Regions from separate parts of the Homo sapiens genome. Here regions 1, 2 and 4 are each linked to region 3. The links are chromatin loops, found by intact Hi-C in ENCODE. Cell type or tissue: PC-9. All regions are shown on one strand.

Region 1 (5,000 bases), 170 kb after region 3:
CAGATTGGGGCCTGGCAGCCCCACGCTCCCCTCATGCCCTGCATCAGACCTCATCCTCTTTCCACAGCAGCCTCCACCTTTCTCTCCAACCCCATCCTCTTTACTACAGCCAGAGTCATCCACAAAAAATGCCTGTCTGATTACACCATTCTGCTCAAAACCCTCCCATGGTCCCCAGTGTTAGGATCTTTCCATCCATGTTACTCACCCAGCCCTCAACCCACCTGCCAAATTGCCATAATTAGGCATCTGAAATGCTGCCCTCCAGCTACCTACTTCAAGACTCAGCTCAGATGTTCCTCCTCTGTGACCCCTGCCTTCAGCCCTCAGTACCCACTTCTGCCAACACTGCCCCTGCTGTGCCCCAGTGACTCCCGTGTTTGCAAGTGTGTCCGTACTCCAAGCCCTAAGCAGCACAGGAGGTGAGCTGTGGGGAGACTAGAGCAGAGTCAGATCCTGAAAGCTGCGCAGAGGCTAAGCAACCCAACAAGGCAGGTGAACTGGCCGCTGAGAGAAGAATCGGGTGGAGCAGAGAGCAGCTGCTGCAGGGCAGACAGCCGGACCCCCAAATCTGCACGTACCAGCAGTCAGCCGCCCCACGCAGGGACCGGCTTACCCCTCGCTCCCCGCCCTCACTCACTTTCTCCCGCCCTCGGCCCGGCCTCCCAGCTCTCTACTTCGCGAGTCTACAAACTCAACTCCCGGTTTCCGTGCCTCTCCACCGCTCGAGTTCTCTACTCTCCATATCCGAGGGGCCCCTCCCAGCATCTACCCCCCTCCCAACCTCGGGGGACCTAGCCAAGCTAGGGGGGACTGGATCCGACGGGTGGAGCAGCCAGGTGAGCCCCGAAAGGTGGGGCGGGGCAGGGGCGCTCCCAGCCCCACCCCGGGATCTGGTGACGCTGGGGCTGGAATTTGACACCGGACGGCTGCGGCGGCGGGCAGGAGGCTGCTGAGGGATGGAGTTGGGCCCGGCCCCCAGACAAGGCCCGGGGGCTCCGCCAGCAGCAGGTCCCTCGGGCCCCAGCCCTCGCTGCCACCCGGGCCTGGAGCCCCACACCCGAGGTAAGCCAGCCCACTTGCCTGTTTCTGGTCCCAGCCCTGGATGGACGCTCTTGGGCTGGGGGAGAGGACAGGACCACCCCCCTCCTCTCCTTTCTTGCATCCTCCCTCTCTTGGGCCCTCGGCACAGTTCTCCGCCCCTCCCAGCCCCTCAGTCCCTCTTGTCGCTTGTTGGACTGTGCTGGCCTTGCCGGCCCACTGTAATGTGAGGCTCCCGCTGCCGCTACAGGGTGCAGACTGGCTGCCAAGGCCACACTTTTGGCTAAAAGAGGCACTGCCAGGTGTACAGTCCTGGGCATGCGCTGTTTGAGCTTCGGGGGAGAGCCCAGCACTGGTCCCCGGAAAGGTGCCTAGAAGAACAAGGTGCAGGACCCCGTGGTGAGTAGCGGGCTGGTGGATGGGGAGGCAAGGGCCAGAGAACCAAATGGCCCTAGACCACAAGGAGGTAGGAGGCAGGGCCTGAGCTGCCCTCAAGAGACCTGCTCCCGGGCTCCCCCTAGCGCAGAGGGCTCCTAAGGCTGCCCTGCCTGCCTTTCCCTCCATCACGGACAACAGTCACTGGCCTGGCTCGGAGGCCTTGATTCCACTTAGCCAAGAGGCACACACCAGGACCTGGAGGACAACCCCGGGAAGGCCTGGGGGTCTGTTCCACAGGTGTGCAGGCATTCTGTGTGCTAAAGGATGGGGATGAGGGTGGTAGCTGGGACCCAAGAGGAGGCTGGCTAATGAGGACTTACGAAGGCTCTAGGGCCCCAAAAGGGTGTTTGGGAGTGCTAGCAGTGGGAGCTCAGGAAGGCTGGCTGGGATCAGGAACGATGGCTCAAGGGGGAAACTTCTAGGAGCATGACTAGGCTGCCAGATCCATAGGAGGCTGGGAGGGGGACAGACCTAGACCAGCTCCCAGGGTGGCTCAGCTCTCAGAGACCAGGCTGGTATGGAAGCCTAGCTGGCCCTCCTGGGAGTGGCTCAGGCCTGAGTGTAGCTGAGGGGATGGAAAAGCCCACCCTGCTTGGAATCTGCAGGCTTGGCAGACTCTGCCCCCTTGTGGCCACAGGAAGCCATGACCCAGGCCCCATGTTTTCAGAGGGCCCATTAGCTCCCACCATCCCCCGGCTCTGTGGTCATCGAGGGACACCTATAGTCAGAGGAGAGAACTCAGGTGGCTCTGGGTCCAGAACACAGTTCACAGAGGGGCGAGGTGAAGCAGCTCTGGGTGGGCAGCACAGGCTGAGGCTTGGGGCTCACTATCATTAGATAACTCTTAGAGTGACCAGCTAGCACCCTAATTCTTCTCCAGCCCTCAGCTTCCTCTCCGGCAGCCTGGGGTGAAGGCCTCTGTAGGACCAAGTGTGTCCAGCTATAACTCCTTCCAGCCACTTCTGGCATCTCCAGACCTACAACGCAGAGCAGGAAGGTTCTGGGAAAAGAGGACCCCTCTCTCCCCTCCAGCTGTGTGACCTTGTAACCTTAGACAACCTCTGAGCTTCTCTGAGCCTTGTTTGCTCATCTGGAAAAAGGGGATTAAACCATTTACCTCATGGAGTTGTGAAAGAATAGCTGCAAAGCACCTAACACATAGTAAGGTTCCCAGTGCAGCTACTTCTGCTGGGTTGAGTCTAGCTGTGTAGGCCCCTTGTTCCTCACCTGGAGAAACTGGGGTGGCAGGCCGGTCCCCCACAAAAGATAACTCATCTCTTAATTTGCAAGCTGCCTCAACAGGAGGGTGGGGGAACAGCTCAACAATGGCTGATGGGCGCTCCTGGTGTTGATAGAGATGGAACTTGGACTTGGAGGCCTCTCCACGCTGTCCCACTGCCCCTGGCCTAGGCAGCAGGTGAGTGGTTCTCCCAGTGACTCCTACCTGGTACTGAGGAAAGGCGGCTTGACTGGTGAGGGAGAGCAGGGCTTGGCTTGGGCAGCGGTTAGGTGTGGGAGGGAAAATGGTCAGGGAGGGACCAGGTGAATGGGAGGAGGAGCGGGACTTCTCTGAATGGTCGGTGCACTCAGGTGATTCCTCCCCTGGGCTCCCAGAGGCAGCAAACCCATTATACTGGAACCTAGGCCCTTCCTGAGTTTCCCCTCCACACAGCTAGGAGCCCATGCCCGGCCTGATCTCAGCCCGAGGACAGCCCCTCCTTGAGGTCCTTCCTCCCCAAGCCCACCTGGGTGCCCTCTTTCTCCCTGAGGCTCCACTTGGTCTCTCCGCGCAGCCTGCCCTGTGGCCCACCCTGGCCGCTCTGGCTCTGCTGAGCAGCGTCGCAGAGGCCTCCCTGGGCTCCGCGCCCCGCAGCCCTGCCCCCCGCGAAGGCCCCCCGCCTGTCCTGGCGTCCCCCGCCGGCCACCTGCCGGGTAGGTGAGAGGGCGAGGGGGCGGGGCGGGGCTGGCCCGGGACACCGCGCGTGACTGGGTCTCATTCCAGGGGGACGCACGGCCCGCTGGTGCAGTGGAAGAGCCCGGCGGCCGCCGCCGCAGCCTTCTCGGCCCGCGCCCCCGCCGCCTGCACCCCCATCTGCTCTTCCCCGCGGGGGCCGCGCGGCGCGGGCTGGGGGCCCGGGCAGCCGCGCTCGGGCAGCGGGGGCGCGGGGCTGCCGCCTGCGCTCGCAGCTGGTGCCGGTGCGCGCGCTCGGCCTGGGCCACCGCTCCGACGAGCTGGTGCGTTTCCGCTTCTGCAGCGGCTCCTGCCGCCGCGCGCGCTCTCCACACGACCTCAGCCTGGCCAGCCTACTGGGCGCCGGGGCCCTGCGACCGCCCCCGGGCTCCCGGCCCGTCAGCCAGCCCTGCTGCCGACCCACGCGCTACGAAGCGGTCTCCTTCATGGACGTCAACAGCACCTGGAGAACCGTGGACCGCCTCTCCGCCACCGCCTGCGGCTGCCTGGGCTGAGGGCTCGCTCCAGGGCTTTGCAGACTGGACCCTTACCGGTGGCTCTTCCTGCCTGGGACCCTCCCGCAGAGTCCCACTAGCCAGCGGCCTCAGCCAGGGACGAAGGCCTCAAAGCTGAGAGGCCCCTGCCGGTGGGTGATGGATATCATCCCCGAACAGGTGAAGGGACAACTGACTAGCAGCCCCAGAGCCCTCACCCTGCGGATCCCAGCCTAAAAGACACCAGAGACCTCAGCTATGGAGCCCTTCGGACCCACTTCTCACAGACTCTGGCACTGGCCAGGCCTCGAACCTGGGACCCCTCCTCTGATGAACACTACAGTGGCTGAGGCATCAGCCCCCGCCCAGGCCCTGTAGGGACAGCATTTGAAGGACACATATTGCAGTTGCTTGGTTGAAAGTGCCTGTGCTGGAACTGGCCTGTACTCACTCATGGGAGCTGGCCCCTATTTATTATTTCTAAGTTATTTATTTACTTCTGTGGCTTGTCAGATCCTTTCCTGGGCAGCAGGGGGTTGGGAAGAAGAGGCTGGATGGAGATCATGCCTTGCTGATCGCACTCACACACCTCAGGCTGACTCAGCAATCACAGACCTGGCCTGGATCTTCGGCCCCCACCCAGCAGCTCCGGGATGGGAGGCATGGAACACAGGCAGGGGCAGGGCGGGCAGCAAGGGTGCAGTCACTAGTCCTGGCAGGCTGCTCACTTGGGCCTGGGCTTACCTCTGGGGAAAGAGACTACAGAGGCTTCTGTGGAGAAAGCCCTGTCTCTGTGACCTCTGGCATCTTTGTGGCCCCCGCTTAGTGGGTAAAGACACAGAGAAGCACCCATTGCCCCACCCCACTGTCATTGATCAGTGTCTTACCATCCAGGGAATTGTCTTGAGGGTGCCTTGTCAGATATACACATGCCTCTGCTTGCAGACAGGCCAGCATGGTTAACTCACTATCCACATTCCATGAAGCAGCCCAGGGCATGAGGGCATCTGAAAAAAACCGAGGGTTGGTAGAGGGTGCGGTGGGGTGCTGGCTCCGGTGAGCAAAGCACAGAGCTC
Region 2 (5,000 bases), 150 kb after region 3:
CAGTGTCTCCCTGTTTGCCGTCTGTTTCTCAGCCTCTCCATCCTGGCTTCCAAAGCCACTCTCACCTGGCAGTGACCTTCTGATTCTAAATCCAGCAGACTCAACCTCTGCCCTCCCTTTAAAGGAGCAGCTTGTCAGCAAGCATCCAGTGAGCATTTACTGTGTAGTGGGCACAGCGCTGGGTTCTAGGGATAGCCCCTGATTCTTAAAACTCATGGCCAAAAACCCGGGAAGCATCCTGATTCCACCATTGCCTTTGCCTTCCATATTCGACTCTTCAGTCTCCAGATCTTTCATTCTCCCTTCTAAATCTGTCTGGCTTGGATTATTTCAGCAGCTTTCTGTCTGTTTCCCTGCCTCCAGTCAGGTCTCTCTCCAATCCCTTCTCTATGTCTGTATTCTAAAGAATCCTCCTAAAGTGACCAGGTGCTTCATTCCCCTGCTTTGGATCCCCATTTCCTAGATGCAGTGGTTCTCAAAGTTCCTTCTCATACCAGCAGCACCAGTATCACCTGGCAACTTATCAGATGTACATTTTTCAGTGGGGGCCTCACCTTAGAGCTTCTGAATGAGAAACTCTGGTTGGGCCCAGCGTTCTCTTTTAATAAGCCCTCTGGATGATTTGCGCAGGCTCAAGCTCAAGAACCAATGGCCTGCAGGATAAAACTTCAATTCCACAGCACAGAACTCCATGATCTGGCCCCTTCCAAGCCTTCCCTTCTCCTTGCCACTCTTTTTTTTTTTTTTTTGAAATGGAGTTTGCTCTGTCACCCAGACAGGAGTGCAGTGGCACAATCTCAGCTCGCTGAAACCTCCGCCACCCCCTCCAGGTTCAAGTGATTCTCCTGCCTCCGCCTCCCAAGTAGCTGAGATTACAGGTGCCTGCCACCACGCCTGGCTAATTTTTATATTTTTAGTAGAGATGGGGTTTCGCCATGTTGGCCAGGCTGCTCTCAAACTCCTGACCTCAGGTGATCTGCCTGCCTCAGCCTCCCAAAGTGCTGGAATTACAGGTGTGAGCCACTGCGCCCGGCCCTTGCCACTCTTTAGCACCCGCCATGTACTCTCCACTCTGGCTATATGGACCTATGGATCCTATTTCACGCCTCTATGTTCTACCTGTTTCCCTACCCATGGATGTATGAGATGCTCCTCTTCTTATAAGCCTCAGGAGGGCAGCAGCTGTCTTGTTGATCTCTGTAAGCCCATCACCTCCAGCAGTGAGGCATAGTTGGTATACATAAGTAAATAAGCAGATGTGGAAACTGAGGCCCAGAGTGCAACAGTACCTTCGAGGAGAGTCAGGATTCTAACTCCAAACTCCTGCCTCTCAGTCAGGCTCTTTCCTCTCAACTAGGCTACCTCCTTTCATTGCCCTGGAAGGTCTTTCTTTTAGGTTCAGACCCTTGCATCCTTTTGCTCTCTTCTTGCCTCTCCAGGGCATCTCTTTCCTCTTAGCCATGTTTGATCTTCTTTATGCAGTTCCAAGATCATTCTCCTTGATAAAGAAATGAGAACTGAACAGTCCCTGGCGCTCTGCCTTTCAGTTGCCTGTTGGCATCACACGGACCGCCCCAAGCCGGCTCTTCTTTTTGTTCATCGCTTTTTTCCAAATATAGCTTTCAAAAAGTTTTCTGACCCTCTCCTCATAGCACACATCAAAATAAATCCCAAACGGACTAAAAAGCGAAATATAAAAATACAACCAAAGGGAATTTTAAAGTAAGGATAGAAATCAAATCCCTGGAGGGAAAGAACTTTCAAGACACAAGTGCTAGAAGAAATCAAATTTGATAACATATTAGAATTTCAAGTTAACACAAAAAGACTGCCGCACAACCTTGAAAAACATATTTAGAACATATGGCAGGCAAAGGGTTATTATGAGAGTTAACAAGAAAGCCATTAGAATCCCAGCAGATAATGGACAGGAAACTGAACAGATCACACAGAAAGAAAGATAACTAGTAAACAACAGAAATAGGTTTAACCTTCCTAGCAGTCAGAGAAATTAATGTGAAGGAAACAGGGTGCCATTTATCACCTACCATGTTTTCAAATAATGTGTTAAATTATCCTACATGATGCTGCCAAGAGTGCAGTGACAGTTGTATCAAAGGCTACTGGTCGGAGTAAACAAATAGGGACCAGTTTTTTGGAAAGGAAATGGAACTTGGTACCGAGAGCCATCACCCAGAGGAAGGAAAAGTCTGTGCACAAAGATTTTTATTGTAGTGTTACTTTATATTTTGTAGTGTTGTTTGTAATAGCCAAACCCAAATATTACCTAAGGGGTTTTTTTATGTGAGTTATGGTCTCACTACATGATGGAGTATAAAGCAGTAGCACAGCAGTCCTGCCGAGGGTGTGGGCACCTGGACCAGCCAGCACAGCTGCTATCCCCAAACCTTCAGTGCAGGCAGGATTGGCAGGTAAAGCACTGGCCTCAGTGTTAGGAACTGAAGACAAATCTCATCTTCTGCCACAATTCACATCTTTGAGTTTCATTTTCCTCATCTATAAAATGGAAATCATGAAAGCTTCCCTGCATAGCTACCTGTTATTCTGCTATAAGAACTAGTAGGACAATGCACAGGACAACAGTGACACACTGTGCTCATCTGCAATGACAGTCACCTTCTGAGAAGTGAGAATGGGCACAAGAAATATTGCCTGCCCACTGGGCAGAAACCCAGACCACAGGATAAGGAGTGAGAGTGTTGGCGAGAGCAACAGGGCCTGGGCCTAAGGGTACAGATGCCACCTGATCAGGAGGGTCCTGCCACCTTGTTTCTTGGCCTTCAGGATACAGATGAACCTGCATGTTTTGGGCATAGAGAACAACATTGGCAAAGAGCATGGTGTATTTAGTGAATTAAAAATAATTCAGTATAACCGGGGTGTGGCATGGGCATGGTACTGCCCTTTGACCTGAGAGAGGCATCTGCCCTGGGCCCCACTGTGGTCCTCCTCTGGCCACAACCTTTGCCGTGGAGTGAAGAGGAATATGCAGAGCCAAGAGGGATGTGCCCACCCCAGGTCCATCTGCCTTGAGAGACCACTATCAGGTAATGGAGACCTCAGAATTTCTTGCCCTAAAAGTGAGAAGTCCAAGTCCACTTCCATCTTCTTGAGGGCAGAATGTAACTCTCTGTGCGTACCCTAAGCCCAAGGAGGGTATTTGCAGAGGCTGTGAGCAGAGCTTGGATGTGTGGAGTGAGGAGGAGTCTACACACATGCACAGACTTCTTTTTTTTTTTTTTGAGACAGGGTCTTACTCCGTTGCCCAGGCTGGAGTGTAGTGGCACGATCTCAGCTCATTGCAGCCTTGACCTCCCTGGGCTCTGGTAATCCTCCCACCTCAGTCTCCCTAGTAACTGGGGCTATAGGTGCACACCCACCACACCTGACTAATATTTCTTTTTCTTTTTTTTTTTTTTTTGTAGAGATGGGGTTTTGCACAAGGCTTCTTATGGTATGGGATGGGACCGGGGTGGGAGGTGGGCCAGACCACCATGGTCCAGCACAACAGATCTCCAGGGTCAGGATTCCAAATTCAAACCTGTCCTTCTAGGACATTTTTCAAGGAAGGATATATATAGATATAGATACATCTATAGATATAGATATCTATAGACATATCTGTAGCTATAGATATCTATAGACATATCTGTAGCTATAGATATCTATAGATATATCTGTAGCTATAGATATCTACAGATATATCTATAGATATCTATATCTATAGATATATCTGTAGCTATAGATATCTATAGATATAGATATAGATATGGATTTTTTTTTTTTTTTAGACAAGGTCTGGCTATGTCACCCAGGCTGGAGTGCAGTGGTGCGATCTTGGCTCACTGCAGCCTCTGCCTTCTGGGGCCCTGCCATCCTCCCACCTCAGGCTCCCAAGTAGCTGGGGGCTACAGGTGCACCCCACCATGACTGGCTAATTTTTGTATTTTTTCGTAGAGACGGGTTTTCACCATATTGCCCAGGCTGGTCTCAAACTCGTCAGTTCAAGTGATCTGCCCACCTCAGCCTCGCACGGTGCTAGAATATATTTAACAGCTTGATAGCTTGCCTCATAACTTTCAGATATTTAGAATTAAATTTTAGACACGTGATATGTGTGTAATACGTCCATTTGTAATTTTGTCCTTGGCCCAACAATGTTAGGGGTTGAACCTACATGGATATGGTGGCAGTGGCTGGAGATGAGGCTAGGTGAGCAGGGGACAGATGGTGAAGGGTCTTAAAAGCCAAAGTCTCATCAAGGAGCCTGGACCTTATCCTGAGGACCAATAATAGCAGAAGCTAACAAGAGCTGACTTTGTGCCAAACATATTATATGCATGACTTCAAACTGTCATAACACAAAAACACTATAAAGGAGAGCTAGTATTACTGCCCTTATTTTATAGGAGAGGATGATGAGACTTAGAAGAGTAAAGAACTTGCTTAGGGGTACAGAGTTAGAGTAGTTGGGGGTGTGAGGGTTCACAATCAGACCTGCACTCTTAATTGTCAACACAAGCTGTTGCAGTGGGCAGTGGAAAGCCACTGAAGATTTTAAGCCTGAGAATGTCGAGATCAGATTTGTGCAGGGATGTGAATAAACTGAAGGGAAAGCAAGAGGGAGTCAGAGAGAGCTGATGGCTGTTAGAGTCACCCCAGGAGAGTTGGTGGTCCGTCCTAAGGCAGTAGCAGCAGGGAGCATAGGCGTGGACACATCTGCCTACTCTTGCTGTGAAAGCCTACCATGGTTAATCTCTATTCCCAGACCTGTGAGCACACCAGGAAACATTCTCTCAGGAGCCTGGTGGGGAAAGTGCTTTCTTCCCAGATGTTTTCCCCATTGCTCCTGGATGTTCTGACAAGAGCAGAACAGGTTGCATCAGCAGGAGTCTGGCAGCTTCACACAGGGGAGCTGGGTCCAGACTTGACTGAGGCAGGGACATTCCTGAAGGAGGAGGGATTTGACAAGGAATGCA
Region 3 (5,000 bases):
AATGTCCCTCCGGGAGCTGGACAGCTTCAGCAGTTCATTTCCTGTTGTTGGGGGTTTTGGGAGCCTGGGAATTCTTGTAAGATTTAATAGTCACAAGCCATTGCAGGCTGGGCTTGGAGTTTATTTGGCTATATATTTCCTTCAAAATTTAAGTAGCTAACTGTAAAAAGATTTTTTTTTTTTTAGATAATTGTGGAAATATGAATGTAGTTTGAGCATTTGATGAAATTAAGAAATTTACCTTGTGTTAATGATATTGTGGTCGTGTAAAGAAATGTCTTTGTGTTTTATAATGTCCAGAAGGATGTATTTAGATATGAAATGACATGGTGTCAGGGACTTGTTTTATAATAATGCAGCCAAAAAAGAGAGAAGGAGAAAGAAAAGGGGGCAAGGGAAGGAAGGAAAAAACAAAGGAAGAAAGGAAGTCAGAAGTAAAATGTTTTAATTGTTGAATCTGTAGGATGGGGTTCATTATACTATTCTCTCTACTTGTGGTTAAAAACTTTCATTAAAAAAAAGTCAGGCTGGGCCGGGCGCGGTGGCTCATGCCTGTAATCCCAGCACTTTGGGAGGCCAAGGTGGGCGGATCACGAGGTCAGGAGATCGAGACCATCCTGGCTAACACAGTGAAACCCAGTCTCTACTAAAAATACAAAAAAATTAGCCGGGCATGGTGGTGGGCGCCTGTAGTCCCAGCTACTCGGGAGGCTGGGGCAGGAGAATAGCGTGAACCCAGGAGGCGGAGCTTGCAGTGAGCCAAGATGGCACCACTGCACTCCAGCCTGGGCAACAGAGCGACACTCTGTCTCAAAAAAAAAAAAAAAAAAAAAAAAAAAAATTCAGGCTGGGCTTGGTGGCTCATACCTGCAATCCCAGCACTTTGGGAGGCCAAGGCAGGAGGTTCACTTGAGCCCAGAAGTTTGAGACCAGACTGGGGAACATAGTGAGACCTCGTCTCTACCGAAAATAAAAATGAAAAATCAGTCGGATGTGGTGGCACGTGCCTATAGTCCCAGCCACTTGGGAGGCTAAGGCAGGAGGATCGCTTGAACCCAGGAGATTGAGGCTCCAGTGAGCCACTGTACTCCAGCCTTAGCAACAGAGCAAGACCCTGTCTCATTAAAAAAAAAAAAAAAAGAAAGAAAAACCAAAAAGTCAAACCAAACCTTTACACAGGTATGTAACCATATCTGTGAAGGTATCAGAGACTTATTTAGTCTCTGATGTTTTACTTATTGGCCTTTGTGCTCTATCCTTCCCTCTAGCCCTTAAATTAATGCATGGCTACTTGGCGAGTAGTCCAGGGTGGGAGACAATACTTTTAATCTTCCCCTTTGAGTTCACTCCAGTTGCCTGGCAAAGAATTCAACTATAGGTTGAAAAGTGTTGGGGGCCACAGTTTTATCTCCTGTGAAGGTTGTTGCTTGGCGGCATCCCCTTAAAACTGCTTCCATTGAGGATATAAACGCTACCATTTATAACAAGAGGACGGGGAAGTTGTCTGTGTGTATCTCCATAGTTATACATACATAAGCATATATATTATATATAGGTTTGCATACATATGCATAAAATAACTGGAAGCATAAAACCCAGAAATAATAACTTTGGTTTCTTTCTGGGAAGAAAACTGATAGCTGGAAGATAAGAGTGGGTGAGACTGCTGGGGAGAGAGGAGATAGGATGAAAGGGGACCAAAAACCAAGTCCTGGGGAAATGATAACCAAGGAGGGGTAAGCAGGAGGAAGGGCACAATGGGAAGAAGCCTGAGAAGGAGCAGCCAGACAGATAGGAGGGAAAACCAACAGAAGAAAAAGTTTCAAGAAGTCGTGCAAAGGCATGTATGTGCCCTTGCCCTTGGACCCAGCATTTCCACTTCTAGGAATTCCCCTACTGGGATTCTTGCACACTTGCAAAATGATATATGCACAAGGTTACCCATCGCAGCACTTTGTTTATTTGCAGCATTGTTTTTAATAGCAAAAATTTGGAAGCAATTAGAATGTTTACCAGTAGAGAACAAGTTAATTAAATCATGGTTCCCCCATCCGGTGAGTACTCTGCACCTGAAGATGAGGAGGCTCTGTATACACTAATATGAAAAGATTTCTGAAATATACTGTTAGGTGTAAAAAAGCAAGGATGGGGAGTTTTCTTTGGGGCTTATAATGTTTTAAACTTTTATCATTGTTGTAAATGGATGTAGCTGGTTGTTATATTCCTTACAATTACGAGATACTGGGTTCTTGGGTTTGTTTTTCTATGAGTTCTAGTATTCTGTTATTCTTTCTAACTTTCTTATTATGAGCAATAGTTGGCATGGAGGAGTGGCGGATCAAATTTTTAGGTTATTAAATAGGCTCCATTTCAAGCCAATCAGCGTTGCCTTCTGCTGTTTTGTGCCTGGCTGCCAAGTGCCTTTATATGGTGTTTCAGCTTTTTAATGGAGCTTTGATATGTAGCAGTCACCCTGAGCCACAAGAGGGCAGAAGAACCTTTTGATTGCCACAGGACAGATTAGCGCTGGAATGACTTCTGGCAAAATCCTGCATGGAGTAGTTCTTCAACTCACTTACTAGACCGTGGGCATCCAAAGGCAGGCCAGTGTCTAAGCCATCAGAGGAGGCAATGGAGGGGTGAGAGGAGAGAGTGTGTGTTTTGGAATCCTCTATATCTGCCTTATGTTCCAGGCTCCCCTGCAAATTACTTAGTGAACTATACTCCTTACAGTGTTAACCTCTCTCAGAGCTTGAATATGCAAGACAGTAGAGGCATTACAACATAGTGGAACATAAGAGTTGAGGCTTTGGAATCCACCCCACCTAACGTTGAGTCCTGGCTATGTGACTTTGGGTCATTTCTTAACTGTCATTTATTCAATGAGATAGTGTGTGTAGAGCTCTTAGCACTGTGTTGTGAACACTCAGAAAGTAACTGCTATAATTACAATAGTACAAGGTATCAGCACAGATGAATAATATTAATAGATCCTTAATAACTTTTATGTAGCTCTGTTATGTATTTAATAATTTATTTGGTTATAAGCAAGGAGGTAATATTTTCCTTAAGACAATTTCAGAGCTCCTTTTCTCAGAGGGGCCCTCAAAATGTCTGTGGTATTTCTTACTTTCTTATAAACAGTCTTTTAATAGTATAGTACATTCTGAATTTTTGCAGAGTCTCAATTTTAAAGGTTCCATCCCACTGTGATTTTGTGTATTTTTGATTGGAAAATATAGTATTTGGGCTATATAATGAGGTAGAGTCGCGCAACACAATATTGCATCGGGATATAGTACCTGTCTCAGGCCGAGATCCAGGGGAAGCAAACTCTGAGATAAAGATTAGGGTGTGAAAAGCTTATTAGGGAGTGGTTATGGAATCAATACTCCTGGAAGGAAAAGAAAGGAAATGAGGAAGAAGGGAAAAGAAAAGGGAAAGATGTGGAGATTGTATAGGGGGAAAAATCGGGCCGTGATTCAGTCTCAGTAAAAGGCCTCAGCCCACCCCATGGGGACTAGGGCTCAGATAATCCATGTTTTCTAAGCCATAGAGTGAGAGAGCTGTGCCTTTACAGCTCCTCCTGACCCGTCATTGGACGAGGGCTGCCCCAGGAAGGGGCATGGCCGTGGGCCAGGCAGCGCTCTTCAGCAGATGCATTCCCTGAAGAGGGCTGACAGTTGAGGCCTTTCTGTCCTTCACCATCCCAGCAGCTGGGGAATAAGCCCTTTAGTTACTGAGTGGCCTCTACAGCTTCCACCATAGTGCCCAAAGGGCTCTCCTGAAAGGGCTGGTAGAGTAATAGAAGACAGCTTTAGACAGAATTGCTTTGAAGCAATACTTAAGAATACTTGTTATTTTTAACTTTAAGAATAAAAATAAAAATAATTTCATTTTTCATTTATCATTTTAGTGTCAGGGTGAACTCTAGTGTAACCAACTACCCCCAAATTTCAGTGGTTTTAACACAATAAAGGTTATTTCTCTCCTGTCACAATCTGGTGCAGTTCTATATTGGTGGGGAGGAATTCTGCTCTACCTAATTCATTTAGGGCCACAGACTTCATCTAGTGACTCCCCCAGGCCCTAGGGCCTGGAGTCCTTCACTGGATTCTCTAAACCAGCTCCCAGAGGAGAAATGGACAGGAACATGGAGAACTGTGCAGGTCTCAGTGAAGAGACCTCTCTCTTCAAGCTTCTCTCTTCAAGCACAGAGAAGTTCATGTGCTTCCCTGCAGCGCACGTTCCACAGATCAGTACTCAGTCGTGTGGTCCCACCTAACTGAGAGGAGGCCACGTAGCCCTCACAGCTACACTGTGATGTTGCTCATACCTGTGTGGTGGCTCCATTTCATCACTATTGGTGAATCAAAGACACTTCTAAAACTGTATGTTTTAGGTTCCCCACACTTAAAATACTTAAATTGCCACCATCATAGTATCATAGTTTTACTTACCTGGGGACATTTTAAAAGGCTGAGGAAAGCTAAACTTTATCAGAGAGAAGGAAAAGAAGGGAGGAATACAGAGCTGAGAATTTAAGGATTCCTTGCTCTGGAAAGGCAAAAAAGGGTAAAACAATTTCATGTGCATGTGTGTGTCTGTGTGTGTCTGTGTGTGTGTGTGTGTGTGTGTGTGTGTGTGCGCGCGCGCGCGCGCGTCCGCGCGTCCGCGTGCGCTTTTTTTTTAGTGGTATAGGAGAAGATTGAGAAGCTTCTGATCCTGCCATGTAGCTGTAAAAACAAGCTCCTCTTTCCCTCAGCCATAACAGGATTGATGTCTTTCACATGGTAACAATGGAGATAGATGTGTGCTGCAGGGAAGCACATGAGCTTCTCTGTGCTTGAAGAAAGAAGCTTGAAGAGACAGGTCTCTTCACTGAGACCAGCACCATTATTCATGTTCCTATTTCTCCTCTAAGAGCTGGAATAAAAAATCCAGTGGAGGAAATTACAAGGAAATAGTCATTCAAATAGCCCTGACAGCTCCTTGCCCGG
Region 4 (5,000 bases), 95 kb after region 3:
ACATAAAAACATTACAGAACATAGGCCACTTTACACAATGAAACGGGCATTAATAACATACACATTTTATTGCCTAGCATAAACAGGTATACTAACGACAGGCATGAACAGGTTACTAATGACAGTCACATGGATATAACAGGAACAGGCAAACTGTTCATAAAGAAATAGGTACAAAGGGAAACGTATAAACACATTTCACTATAGTTGATAATTGTGTACACCCAGGTTTACAACTGCGGTCATCTGAAATACTGTGACAGACATCTGAAATACCATGACTGATCTCGTCACATTCTTTTATCAAGATCAGTCAAAAGCCACAGTGGGTCACTACTGCATATGCAGTTGTCCAAAGAGCCAAGATCTTAAGAAATTTTATCTTTCACAAATGCATGTATACAAAAAGGACATCTCTTATCAAGGAAGTTTCAGTGTTTTTACATACACACACAATCGTTACACATAAAGTCAATGTGATAATGCACTTTTATGGAGTCAAATTTGCAAAAACCCTTTACGACAACCCCGTGAAGTAAGTGTTGTTATACCCATTTTGTAGATGGGTAAGCTAACGACTTGCTCAAGGTCATAGTAGCACAGAGCCAGGAATCAAACCCACCAACCCCACCCTGTCCTGAATCGAGGCTCTGAACCATGGACCTAGAGGGGAATGCAGATTCCTTTTGTTTGGAGAATGTTTTAAATATTTTCAGTAGGTACCTGCTGTGTTGAAATCCTTGGGTACAGACCTTTCTGGGAAGAGCAGAGTGCTCTATAACTAAAGCTTCTCTGCAGAGTGTCTAAGAGTAGCCTGCATGGGCTAGACAACCTCAATGCCTGTCCATGACCTGGACTCCAGCTTACAGCTGGAAGAATTGCCATTTGTGTCCTCTCCTTTTCTCTGCCCACCAATTTTTTTTCATATATTCCTTAGCGTCAGGTGTTGGGACCTCCTCTGGGAACTAATCCATGTTCTGCTTTTAAATTAATTCCACATCTTGTCTGAGCTTACTGCCTCCTCCATTATTCAAGGAATTTAGCCTGCCAGTTCCCTATAATGGTATACCCCGTCTCTTTCCTCTTTGCTCTATCTTCCAATTCTCATAGGTGGAGCTGCGGTAGACATCCAGAAGTTGTGGGATTTTTTTTTTTTAGATCTCCTTCTCAGATGATTAGGGACCCACACTTGCTTGCAAAGGTGAATCCTGCAGACCTAGCTGGTTATAAATCCATCAGCTGTAGGAGAAGTTCTAGGCCTCAACCTGCTAACTGTTTCTGATGGTGTCAGAGTACATTGTTTCTCCTACCCCAGGACAGGACCTGAGGAGCTACATCTTATCCCTTTCTAACTTCTACTGGAAGGTGAATGACAGGCAAAGCCTTGGTAGAATGTCCCAGACAGGCAAAAGGCAGTTTGGAACCTGTTGTGTGCTATAGAATCAAAAGTGATATGAACTGGTCTGCCACAAGATTTTTGAGATACTGGAAATAAGGTTTTTGAAAACATTTATGGCAATTAGAGTAAGTTTATGTTGCTGAATCTAATAAATAAAAAATAGGCCTGGCACAGTGGCATGCACCTGTGGTCTCAGCTATTTGTTACCAAAAAAAACCCAAAAAAACCAAACTTTTAAAAATGGAGCTTATATTTTATATGTGTATTTCCCTCCTTCCTTCCTTCCTTCCTTCCTTCCTTCCCTCTTCCTTCCTTCCTTCCTTCCCTCCTCCTTCCCTCCCTCCCTCCCTTCCTTCCTTTCCTTCCTTCTTTCTTTCCTTCCTCCCTCCCTTCCTTCCTTCCTTCCTTCCTTCCTTCCTTCCTTCCTTCCTTCCTTCCTCGGAGTCTTGCTCTGTCGCCCAGGCTGGAGTGCAATGGTGTGATTTTGGCTCACTGCAACCTCCACCTCCCAGGTTTAAGAGATTCTCCTGTCTCAGCCTCCCAAGTAGCTAGGATTACAGGTGCCCGCCACTATGTCCAGCTAATTTTTGTATCTTTAGTAGAAGCGGGGTTTCACCATGATGGCCAGGCTGGTCTCGAACTCCTGACCTCAGGTGATCCACCTGCCTCAGCCTCCCAAAGTGCTGGGATTACAGGCGTGAGCCACCACGCCTGGCCTTATTTAACTTTTCTAGTGATTCATTTTTATTCTATTTTATAAAATCATCATTCTGTGACAAAATAGAAATTTAAAAAGCAAAACCAACCGATCCCTCTTCACAGATGGTTTGAGAAGTGTCGGACTACAGTGGAAAGAACAGGTTTTTGAAGTGAATAGGGCTGGGTTGCTCAACCTTTCTGAGCCTCACCTTCCTCATCTGTACCTATCTTCCCCAGAGCTAAGAGAAATGGTGCATGGAGACAAAAACATATCCAGGCATATGTGCTCCGCCAGAGGTGAAGACAGAGGATTGTGGGGACACAGAGAAGGCCCTTCAGCTGGAGGAGTGATGAGAGATTGACTGGGGAGACGTCCTGGTGAAGTCTGATGCCTGAACTATGCTGGGAAAGGTGGGGCTTCGGCAGCAAGACCAGACACACTGGTGGGGGCAGCTTCCTCCTTTGCAGACCAGTTCCAGGCTCCAGCCTAGGAGCAGGAACTGTAGGGATGCTTAGAAGCACAGTCCCTGGTGAGAGCAGGCAGGCTGGCTGCATTCCTGTGGTATTTGAGGATTGATCTTGTCAGATTAGCAGCTTTGCTTTTTTTGGTTCAGGTACAAGATCCCCACGTGGGGAGTTCTTGCTGCTTGTGAAGAGCAAAAGCTGGTGAAAGCACAGAACATGATCCTGGCCCTCCTCCTGAGCTGTGTGAGGCTCCCAGCCAGGAGCAAGCAGCCCTGTGAGTTCCTCAGTGAGAGGGAGGGCCCAGGTCTGAGCTCCACCCACACAAGTCCCAGCGATGAGGCAGCAGCTCAGCAGAGAGCAAGATGCTGGCACCTTCAGGACTGTGTCCTGCTTTCCCTACTCTGTCTGCACCTGGGGAGACAGGTCACTCTCTGACTGGTCTCCCCAAATAAATAGCCAGAGCTAGAGGGGAGAAGGAGGGCTGAAGCCTTGCCTCCCCACTGTGGAGGCAGGACATGAGTCTATGCCTGCCTGCCATGATGAGGGCCCTTGGCTCTGCCTTCTGCCCTGATGCAGGCAAAGAGTCCAGATCCAGGCAAATGAAGTGTCAGAGGGAAGCCACGGCCCTACTCAGGGAGCCTGAGTTCAGTGAATCTCTCAGGAGAGAGGTCTGGGCTGGAAGAAAACAAATTGCACGTAGGTCCATACACAGCCCCCAGAGTGTGGATGAGATTGTCCAGGGTGATGTGGCGAGTATTGGGCCACGTGGCCTCTGTTCTCAGGAGTTCCTGGTCAGGGAAACACACACCTGACAGTTGGCAGCATCACGAAAAAAGGCCTGTTGACAGCTGGCCCTGTGACATCTTTGTGGCCCTTGTGTTGGGATAGACCCATCCTCTCTCCCTCGGTTTCAAGGGCTTAGTATGCGGAAGTTTCCTACACTGGACAACTTCCGAACATAGTTTGAAAACAGAAGATTGGGGCTGGGCACGGTGGCGACCAGCCTGACCGACATGGAGAAACCCCATCTCTACCAAAAATACAAAATTAGCCTGGTGTGGTGGTGCATGCCTGTAATCCCAGCTACTCAGGAGGCTGAGGCAGGAGAATCGCTTGAACCTGGGAGGCGAAGGTTGCAGTGAGCCGAGATCACGCCATTGCACTCCAGCCTGGGCGACAGAGTGAGACTCCATCTCAAAAAAAAAAGAAAAAAAACCAGATGATTGGAAAAACAAAATGACACCTTTGGCTTTGCTGCTCAGCCCCTTCAGATAGTGTGTCTGGGCCACAGGCCAATTGCCAGTTGCGGAACTTGCTCTAAGAAGCAAATGCCCAAATGGAGCAAGTCCTCCAAATGGGGCAAGGCATGTGCTTGAGGCCTGAGCTCAGAAACCAGCTCTGATGAGGGCTGGCTCTGTACCTGCTGTCTCCACTGGCCTTGCTCCCATGTGTCCAAGGTGACTATGATCAGTGAGGTTCTGGCCAGGTTAAGGGCTGTCTCCACCACATTCCCCGTCTCCATCACCCATCCTCATGTGTACCTCAAGACCAGCAAGAGGGATTAAGGGCAGGACTCTGCCAGCTATATGTTCACCCTTAGGCCGCTTCTGACCATCTCAAACCCCCTGCCTCTGCTCCTGTGCCCTTCTCTTCCTGCCCTGTGGCTGTTGCACACACAGGGGTCCCTGATACCCAAGTCCCTTCCCCTGAAGGGCTTCTTTCTGCCCCTCCCTACCCCTGAGGGCGTATGCAAGGAGAATGACCACTGGTTGGATCAGGCCCCATGAGCCCATGTGGGCCTCCTGATGGAAAGAATCCTTCCTCCAAAGCAATGACCTTTTTAAACATGGTCAGCAGCTGCCTCTGGTTTAGCCAGTTCTGCCTGTAGCCTAGTCATTTTGGGGGCAAAATGAAGAAGAGTGCAAGAGGCAGTAGGGTAGAGCACAGCAAACCGTGACCCACACTCAAGGCTGTGGGGAAAGATAGCTCATCCAGGAGGCCTGGGCTCCTGACGCAGCCCTGTCTCCAGTGGGCCTGCTCCAGGAAAGTTGCTAACTCTCATAGAGATGCATTCCTTTGCTACCGCTCAGATTATTGAGAGGAAACACAGGGTTCAGAGACCCCAGCGTGGCCAAGGAAAGCTGTTGGCAAAGGCACAGCTGCATGTAGAGTGAGGTTCAGGAGCAAAGGGTGAGCCTTGCTCTATCCATCTCTGTTCCAGTCCTCATCAGGTACTCCACAGAGGAGCATTTGCTAAAGGAAGAAAGGTAGGACTGGCCATTTCTGCCATGCATCTGGATCCCAAGGGCCATCCTCCATGAGCAGCAGGTCTCTTCCTGTCTAGCCATGAGCCCCTTTCCCTAACCCCTGGAGTGCTAGATGCAGAAAGGGAGGGCAGTGGAGGGATGTAGGCTATGTGGGTTACAGTCACCATGTT

The links. Hi-C counts contacts between places; a loop is a spot of excess contacts. Peaks named below come from ENCODE experiments on the same cell type or tissue, not always from the same donor. Only the 100,000 strongest peaks of a DNase experiment are listed, where the experiment ranks them.
Region 1: a loop joins it to region 3, with 17 times the contacts of the local background. A loop is called at or near these places in 108 of 110 quality-filtered maps.
Region 2: a loop joins it to region 3, with 10 times the contacts of the local background. A loop is called at or near these places in 4 of 110 quality-filtered maps.
Region 4: a loop joins it to region 3, with 9 times the contacts of the local background. A loop is called at or near these places in 6 of 110 quality-filtered maps.

Annotation. Positions count from the first base shown.
Region 1 is chr1:43,932,821-43,937,820 of GRCh38, forward strand. ARTN (artemin) reads left to right here and starts at 981. Exons shown (of 5, transcript NM_057091.3): 1 at 981-1,065; 2 at 1,292-1,440; 3 at 2,770-2,896; 4 at 3,273-3,411; 5 at 3,482-4,420. The coding sequence starts at 2,837. The coding sequence ends at 3,945. RefSeq lists enhancers at 373-422, 2,512-3,106, 3,107-3,701 and silencers at 933-1,022, 1,573-1,622, 3,646-3,695, 3,816-4,005. In PC-9, CTCF peaks have their summits at 2,054 and 2,254; DNase peaks (open chromatin) are centred at 171, 911, 1,561 and 2,161; H3K4me3 peaks cover 2,618 bases; H3K27ac peaks cover 2,050 bases.
Region 2 is chr1:43,907,897-43,912,896 of GRCh38, forward strand. The region is part of intron 9 of ST3GAL3 (ST3 beta-galactoside alpha-2,3-sialyltransferase 3); the gene reads left to right. Among named protein-coding and RNA genes, the nearest start is that of ARTN, 23 kb to the right of the region's middle. In PC-9, no CTCF peak of the experiment used is centred here; no DNase peak of the experiment used is centred here.
Region 3 is chr1:43,761,139-43,766,138 of GRCh38, forward strand. All of the region lies in intron 2 of ST3GAL3 (ST3 beta-galactoside alpha-2,3-sialyltransferase 3), which reads left to right. Among named protein-coding and RNA genes, the nearest start is that of ST3GAL3-AS1, 36 kb to the left of the region's middle. RefSeq lists enhancers at 2,533-2,622, 2,653-2,712. In PC-9, CTCF peaks have their summits at 2,494 (motif pointing right) and 2,693; a DNase peak (open chromatin) is centred at 2,493; H3K27ac peaks cover 739 bases.
Region 4 is chr1:43,855,800-43,860,799 of GRCh38, forward strand. All of the region lies in intron 5 of ST3GAL3 (ST3 beta-galactoside alpha-2,3-sialyltransferase 3), which reads left to right. Among named protein-coding and RNA genes, the nearest start is that of MIR6079, 20 kb to the left of the region's middle. RefSeq lists an enhancer at 2,321-2,939. In PC-9, no CTCF peak of the experiment used is centred here; a DNase peak (open chromatin) is centred at 2,692; H3K27ac peaks cover 1,362 bases.